Regions from separate parts of the Homo sapiens genome. Here all the other regions are linked to region 2. Evidence: read pairs that join two places in POLR2A ChIA-PET (ENCODE). Cell type or tissue: A673. All regions are shown on one strand. Region 1 has its middle 3.4 kb from the start of OPRD1. Region 2 overlaps EPB41 (erythrocyte membrane protein band 4.1). Region 3 overlaps EPB41 (erythrocyte membrane protein band 4.1).

What was found. ChIA-PET counts read pairs that join two places held together with the same protein. Peaks named below come from ENCODE experiments on the same cell type or tissue, not always from the same donor. Only the 100,000 strongest peaks of a DNase experiment are listed, where the experiment ranks them.
Region 1: POLR2A ChIA-PET joins it to region 2 with 21 read pairs; 2 of 35 experiments call an interaction of 5 or more read pairs at or near these places.
Region 3: POLR2A ChIA-PET joins it to region 2 with 12 read pairs; 10 of 35 experiments call an interaction of 5 or more read pairs at or near these places.

Annotation. Positions count from the first base shown.
Region 1 is chr1:28,807,563-28,810,062 of GRCh38, reverse strand. No RefSeq gene overlaps it. Among named protein-coding and RNA genes, the nearest start is that of OPRD1, 3.4 kb to the left of the region's middle. In A673, no CTCF peak of the experiment used is centred here; no DNase peak of the experiment used is centred here.
Region 2 is chr1:28,926,748-28,929,247 of GRCh38, reverse strand. The region is part of intron 1 of EPB41 (erythrocyte membrane protein band 4.1); the gene reads right to left. It overlaps LOC124903886 (a long non-coding RNA gene), which reads left to right. Exons shown (of 3, transcript XR_007065563.1): 2 at 1,171-1,274; 3 at 1,883-2,019. Among named protein-coding and RNA genes, the nearest start is that of EPB41, 13 kb to the right of the region's middle. In A673, no CTCF peak of the experiment used is centred here; DNase peaks (open chromatin) are centred at 1,287 and 2,227; H3K4me3 peaks cover 2,098 bases; H3K27ac peaks cover 2,456 bases.
Region 3 is chr1:28,990,743-28,993,242 of GRCh38, reverse strand. All of the region lies in intron 2 of EPB41 (erythrocyte membrane protein band 4.1), which reads right to left. Among named protein-coding and RNA genes, the nearest start is that of EPB41, 77 kb to the right of the region's middle. In A673, no CTCF peak of the experiment used is centred here; DNase peaks (open chromatin) are centred at 1,072 and 1,492; H3K4me3 peaks cover 777 bases; H3K27ac peaks cover 2,500 bases.

The sequences.
Region 1 (2,500 bases), 120 kb after region 2:
TCCCTTGGATCTACAAGAAAAATTGAAAAAGGCTGGGCACGGTGGCACACACTTGTAATCCGAACATTTTGAGAGGCTGAGGCAGACAGATCACTTGAGCCTAGGAGTTCGAAACCAGCGTGGGCAACATGGCAAAACCCTGTCTCTACAAAAAAAAAAAAAAAAAAAAAAAAAAAATTAGCCAGGAATGGTAATGTGTGTCTCTAGTTGCAGCTACTTGGGAGGCTGAGGTGGGAGGATCATTTGAGCTGGGAAAATAGAGGCTGCAGTGAGTCGAGATCTTGCCCCTGCACTCCAGCCTGGATGACAGCAAGACCCTGTCTCAAAATAATAATAATAATAATAAGTTGAAAAAAACATAAAAAGATCTTGTGTGTTTCTGTGCCCTCCAGCTTAGTGCAAGCCCTGACACACAGGTGCTTACTTGATGAGTGACTGAATAAAGAAGCTCAGTTCCAACTTTGGTTACTTCGTAATTTTTTTTTTTTTTAAAGAAGCTCACAATCAAGAAGTTGTGAAAGAGGGCTGGGTGTGGTGGCTCATGCCTGTAATCCCAGCACTTTGGGAGGCCAAGGAGGGCGGATCACCTGAGGTCAGGAGTTCGAGACCAGCCTGAACAACATGGTGAAACACCGTCTCTACTAAAAATACCAAAAAAAAAAAAAAAAAAAAAATAGCTGGGCATGATGTTGGGCGCCTGTAATCCCAGCTACTTGGGAGGCTGAGGCAGGAGAATCGTTTGAATCTGGGAGGCAGAGGTTGCAGTGAGCTGAGATGGCACCATTGCACTCCAGCCTGGGTGAAAAGAGCAGAAGTCCATCTCAAAAAAAAAAAAGAAGTTGCAAAAGATATGTAAATGACCAAGTACATGAGTGAAATAATTGCTAAGAAAACATACATGTTGGCTGGGCTCCGTGGCTCACATCTGTAATCCCAGCACTTTGGGAGGCCGAGGAGGGCAAATCACCTGAGGTCAGGAGTTCAAGGCCAGCCTGGCTAACACAGCAAAACCCCGTTTCTACTAAAAATACAAAAAATTAGCCAGGCTTGGTGGCACACACCTGTAATCCTAGCTACTCAGGAAGCTGAGGCAGAAGAAATGCTTGAATCTGGGAGGCAGAGGTTGCAGTGAGCCGAGATTGTGCCTTTGCACTCTATCCTGGGCAACAGAGCGAGACTGTCTCAAAAAAAAAAAAAAAAAAAAGAAAAGAAAAGAAAAGAAAACATACATGCCTAGTGCAAGTGAATTTCCCCATTCTGGACATTGGAGGAACAAATGAAAATTCAAAGGCTTCTAGAGGGTTTTCCACAATGACCTTCTAAAATGAAAACTTGGAAATGATCAATTTATTTTATTTTTATTTTTTTGAGGTGGGGGACGGAGTCTTGTTCTGTTGCCAGGCTGGAGTGCAGTGGCACGATCTCAGCTCACTGCAACCTCTGCCTCCAGGGTTCAAGCAATTCTCCTGCCTCAGCCTCCAGAGTAGCTGGGACTACAGGTGCGCAACACCACACCTGGCTAATTTTTGTATTTTTAGTAGAGACGGGGTTTCACCACATTGGCCAAGATGGTCTCCATCTCTTGACCTCCTGATCTGCCCGCCTCGGCCTCCCAAAGTGCTGGGATTTCAGATGTGAGCCACCGCACCTGGCTTTTTTTTTTTTTTTTTTTTTTTTTGTAGAGATGGTGTCTCACTATGTCGCCCAGGCTGGTCTCGAACTCCTGGGCTCGAATTCCTGGGCTCAAGCCTCCCAAAGTGCTGGAATTATAGGCATGAGCCACTGCACCTGGACTTCTAGTCTACTTATCTTTAAAAGGCAGTCTCATTTCTGTGGTCACAAATTCATATAACAACGCTGTTGGCTTCCATTTATGGAGAGCATGTTCTATGGCAGGCACTGGGCCAAATGCTATGTGGATTATCTCATTTAATCCCCAAGCAGTCCTATAAGCATATAGAGTTATTATTATTCCATTTTGCAGAGGTTAGGTTACCTACCCAAGCCAGAACTGAGATGCCAAGCCAGATCTGTGTGACTCCAAACCCCAGTCTCCTGACTACTAGACTATGATGCCTCCCAGAACAAAGACTAGAAAGTCACCCAGAAAAACATACTCCGTCTGCCTCTGTTCAGCAGAGTTTCCCCACCACCCCGGTGTAGGGCAATGACTCACTTGGAGCTTGGGAGATTCTTTATTATTATTATTATTATTATTATTATTATTATTATTATTATTATTGAGATGGAGTCTTGCTCTTGTTGCCCATGCTGGAGTGCAATGGCACAATCTCGGCTCACTGCAACCTCCGCCTCCCGGGTTCAAGCGATTCTCCTGCCTCAGCCTCCCGAGTAGCTGGGATCACAGGCATGTGCCACCACACCTGGCTAATTTTGTATTTTTAGTAGGGATGGGGTTTCTTCATGTGGTCAGGCTGGTCTCGAACTCCTGACCTCAGGTGATCCGCCCGCCTTGGCCTCCCAAAGTGCTGGGATTACA
Region 2 (2,500 bases):
TCTCAAAAAAAAAAAAATAGTAAAAATTAAAATAAAAAAAGAAGGCCAAGGTCACAGCATGTATAAGTCAAGTACCAGTGAGATTATAAAGGAACATCATTTAAAATAATAATTAGTTCCCATTCATTAAGAGCACATTATGTGACAGGTACTATGTTAAGCATATTACATATTATTTCTGATCATTTCGGCAGTTCTAAAAGGGAGGTATATCATGTTAAATGTTATACAAATTTAACAGATGAAGAAACTGAGAAGTAGGGAGAATGTGTAACTTGCATAAAGACAGACACACAGCAGTCAGTACCAGAGCCAGGATTCTAAACCACATTTATGATTCCAAAGATCTTTGACTGTATTGCACTGTTCCTTAGAAACAAACCCAAGGACCTTGAATCAGTAACCTAGTTCTTCTATAATTAATGTTATATGTTACAAAGGACACCCCCTTTAACATTTAAACTCAGCCTGCTCTAGGCACCAGGTGTTCTATCTTGATCACACCAACCTACCCTTATCACCACTTTCCTCAGCCTAACTTTGGACCTGATTAAGTACTAGATCTCCTCAAACAAAACTCTCAGAAATAAAACTGCAACAAACTAAACTGTAGTTTTCTCAGGTATCAAATGGCATTAAGCTTAAAAGAACCGGAAGGGAATATTTACTGAGAGCTATTTTGTTCCAAGTTGTGGAGCTATAATCAGAGATTATATGATCTGTGGTAAATGGTAAAAGGAAGGCCTCCCTACCTCTAACCCAACACCCCTGTACTGTTTGTGTTTCTCTTCTGTGAATGGTAATTAGATATTCCGTGGGTAACTGTGGTCTCCCCTAAGGGTTATATAGACCTGGTGTTGATCACATGAAAGAAGTGGGGCCTGTATCAGATATAACCACAGGCTGGTAAGATAAAGAATTTTTTTTTTCCCTCTGGACCTTCTCCTCTGTATTTAGAGAAATCTGGATATGCTGGAGGCACTCCCAAGTAGCAGAAATAAAGATGGCTTCTGCCACTAGAAAACATATGTGTTGTGGGTCAAGTAAGGGAGGTATCCCAATAGAATACCACAAATTACAGAGGTGTGTGTTTTATCTCGTGAGCCAGATATTACAGAAGCATAATAGTAACTCTGTACTTATTTCCCTTTTTCATCTCTGAGCCTTTAGTAACATACCAGATGTTACAGCCTGGTCTCAGCTGTGTTCTGCAGGAGTATTAAGAGAAGACTCTCCTCTGGGGCAGAAAATTAAAAGAAAGCAGCACCTCTGAGGTCAGCAAGGGATTCCCCAGGGGAAAGTGAATCTTCAGGAACAAAAGTCCTTGCTGTGAGCTCCAATTACTCCACCCCATGTGCAGAATCTCCTTCTAAAGCCAGTTCTGTGGGACCCTGGCTTTTATTTATTGAGATAGAAAGCAGTTTTTCCCTATCAAAAACAAAACCTTACTGTAAATCCAGGTCTGACTCCAAATCCCATATCCTTACTGGCTGTTACATCATACTGCCTCCCAAATATACTATTAATAGAAAATTGTTCAGCCAGAGAATCATTTAAGAGGAGAAGGAGAAAGGGAGAGATGAGAGGAAAGAAGGGGGAGGGAGGGATTTCATCAAAGCAATAAAAACTCCTTGTAGATTGGATGTAAAACACAGAAATATTTAAATTAATTAGCATACACAGAGAGTAGTATCTGATACATAGCTAGCATTCAGTATGTGTTAATTCCCTTCCTTAGGAACAAAGACCATAGAGCCAAGTAGAAAAATGCGGTCTTATGTTTTGGCTTTTGAGGAAGTCCAAATATAATGATATTAGAACAGATACCCAACACGAACAACAAAAAACTCCATGCTTCCTTACTGAAAATTTTTTTTCACAGGTAAAAAGAACCCAGAATTGGGGTGAATTCATCAGTTCTCTGTTTCAATCAAAAAGAGGAACACAATATGCGCTTCTCCAAAATGTATAAAAGCAAAAATATATGTAAATTCACGAATTCATTAAACTGCAAAATCACTTGCTATTTTATTTACTTTAAGACAATAAGGTATATCTTTCTGTAACTGCTAAAAGCTACACTTCAGATTGCAGGTCACTTGTGTACAAGTTCCCCTTTCAAAAACACCCTCCCAACTCAAACCCCTTCCTGTTTTTCAACCTTGTATGTTTACTTTCACATCTGCTGCAAAAGATAAAAGCAACAATGGAGACATCAACCACATGACTGTGTTCTACCCAACCGGAAATAAAGCTCTGAAGCCAGACTTGCTGTGAAATGGGTCTTTAGAATACTCACACTCAGGCATAAAAATGTTACAGTATAAGTCTGGATCAAATCCAAAGATCAACACTAGACAAAACCAGGTGCAGCTATATTACACATGTTTATATATAATAAGCATTAGACAGACATCCAATTTAAGTAGAAAAATGCATAAGTCAAGAGGTAAAAATTATTCTCATTGCAAGATTATTCTCTCCCATCTCCATGAGGTCA
Region 3 (2,500 bases), 64 kb before region 2:
TAAAAGCATGAACTAAAACAAATATAGGTGACATTAATATTAAATATTTTTCTATAAAAAATAGTATGATCCCCCAAATGCCCTAAAGACTTTGTTATTAAAACTTCTCAGGTAGAATCCCATCAAATCAATAAATGAAGGTCTCAGGTAAACCGGAGGATACCAATCCATTGCTCTCAGCATTATATATTCTTCCTGACCAAGCCATTACACGGTATTATTAAAGTTTAACAAAAACGTTATTGTCTCTGCCCATGCTCCTCAATTTTAGCAATGTAGCCTTACAAACTGCAAAATAAGATGTGACTTGTTACATATTCTAAATTTTAAATTAATTTTAATTCTAAGAGAAATGCTTGGGACCAATTTCACATCATTAAGCAAACATGTAGTAGGCTAAAAATTTTAACTACCAGCTAACACCTTTCTACCCAATATTAATCATGTTAAATGCAAAGAAGAGTCAATGAAGGAAGAGTTTCCTGGTGCAATCTTAAATTATCCCCAAATAATACCGATAAGTAGGATAACATTTTTGGTATACATTTTTTTTTGAGACGGAGTCTCACTCTGTAGCCCAGGCTGGAGTGCAGTGGCGCGATCTCGGCTTACTCCAAGCTCCGCCTCCAGGGTTCAAGCGATTCTCCTGCCTGGGCCTCCTGAATAGCTGGGACTACAGGCGCCCGCCACCACGCCCAGCTAATTTTTTTGTACTTTTAGTAGAGATGGGGTTTCACCACGTTAGCCAGGATGGTTTTGATCTCCTGACCTCATGATCTGCCCGCCTCGGCCTCCCAAAGTGTTGGGATTACAGGCGTGAGCAACCGTGCCTGGCCGGCATACATTTTTACTTTTACTTTCAACACAACAAAACTACCGACATATTTTTATCTAAACCCGACTAATTATTTTCTTTTAAAAGAATATGTTACTTCCTTGTGTAACAGCTGGAAAACAATTAAAAGAAAAAAAGAATGCATGGTTGACAATTAGGAAAAAGAAATTAATTATTTGACTCCTGCATTAAATACTGGAAGTAATCTAAAAGACTCCTTCCGATCTTTCATGACCCTCTCACTGCAACCTCAGGAAGTCTCTTCACTGGCTATCCTATCTATCTATGCCCGCTCTACTGTCTTTCATATCAGTACTCTGGTGGCTTTATAACTTATTACAATAAATAATTATTTTTATTTGCTACTTTTTTGTCTTCTCTATTAAAGTCCACAAGGGTAGAAATCATGTCTGTTTTATAATAATAATAATACCAAACATTTATACAACAATTACAATGGGCCAGTCACTATTCTAAGAAAATTACTTATGTGAACTAACTCAATCCTCATAACTACCCTGCGAGGCACGTAGTATTATTATATCCCCACTTGATAGAGGGAGGATAATAGTACCTGGCCTGCAGGGTTGTAAAACAGGCCAGAGAAATTAAGTAACTTGCCTAGGATCATACAATTAATAAGTCACATACCAGTCTGGCTTCAGAATCCACGATTTGTTTTTTTTGCTTTTTTTTTTTTTTTTTGAGACAAGAGTCTCACTCTATCACCCAGGCTGGAGTGCAGTGACATAATCATGGCTCAATGCAGCCTCGACCTCTCAGACTCAAGTGATCCTCCCACCTCAACATCCCAAGTAGCTGGGACTACAGGAGAGCCACCATGCCTAGCTAGTTTTTTACTTTTTTGTAGAGATGGTGTTTCTCCATGTTGCCCAGGTTGGTCTCGAACTCCGGGGCTCTAGTGATCCTCCTGCCTCAGTCTCCCAGAGTGCTGGATTTACAGGCATGAGCCACCACACTCAGCCCCAAAATCCATGATTTTAAACCTCTTCACCATATTGCAGTTTTTATTTACCAAGGTATATCCAGCCTAGGGCCTGGCACACATGGTAGGTTTTCAATAAATATTTGTTGAATGAATAAACAAACATTAAAAATTTACATAGGCTTCCAAAAAATCCAAGCTACTCTGGATGAAGACTGGTACAATCCTATATTTATATATATTATACACTTAAATGTAATATAAATATATATTTATATATTTATAATATAAAGCAAACACGCTTTTTAAAAAATTCTGGATAAAAAAGAACCATTTAAATAAAATCCTATTACATATACAGAAACATGGTTAGGCAAATAAACCTTTATCCAGACGACTCTGATCCACAAGGTTTTGACTATAAATATTAGTTTCCAAAAGGCCTAAAATAGTTTGTTCTTTTAAATAATATCTCCTTGAAATTTTACTAACAATATCGTTTCTTTTTCTCCACATGAAGACAAATAACCTACGGACAATTTATTTCAATTCGGAATTAAATCTTAATGAATGAGATTTTAGTTAAATCTAAAATTAACTGTCCATCATCTGTGTCAACTTGAGTACGAATCTATGAACTTTAGACAATGCAGACAAGTTCTGATTCAAATGTTAACTAAAACAAGATATGGATTTTCCCCTATATAAAGCTGAAGGAG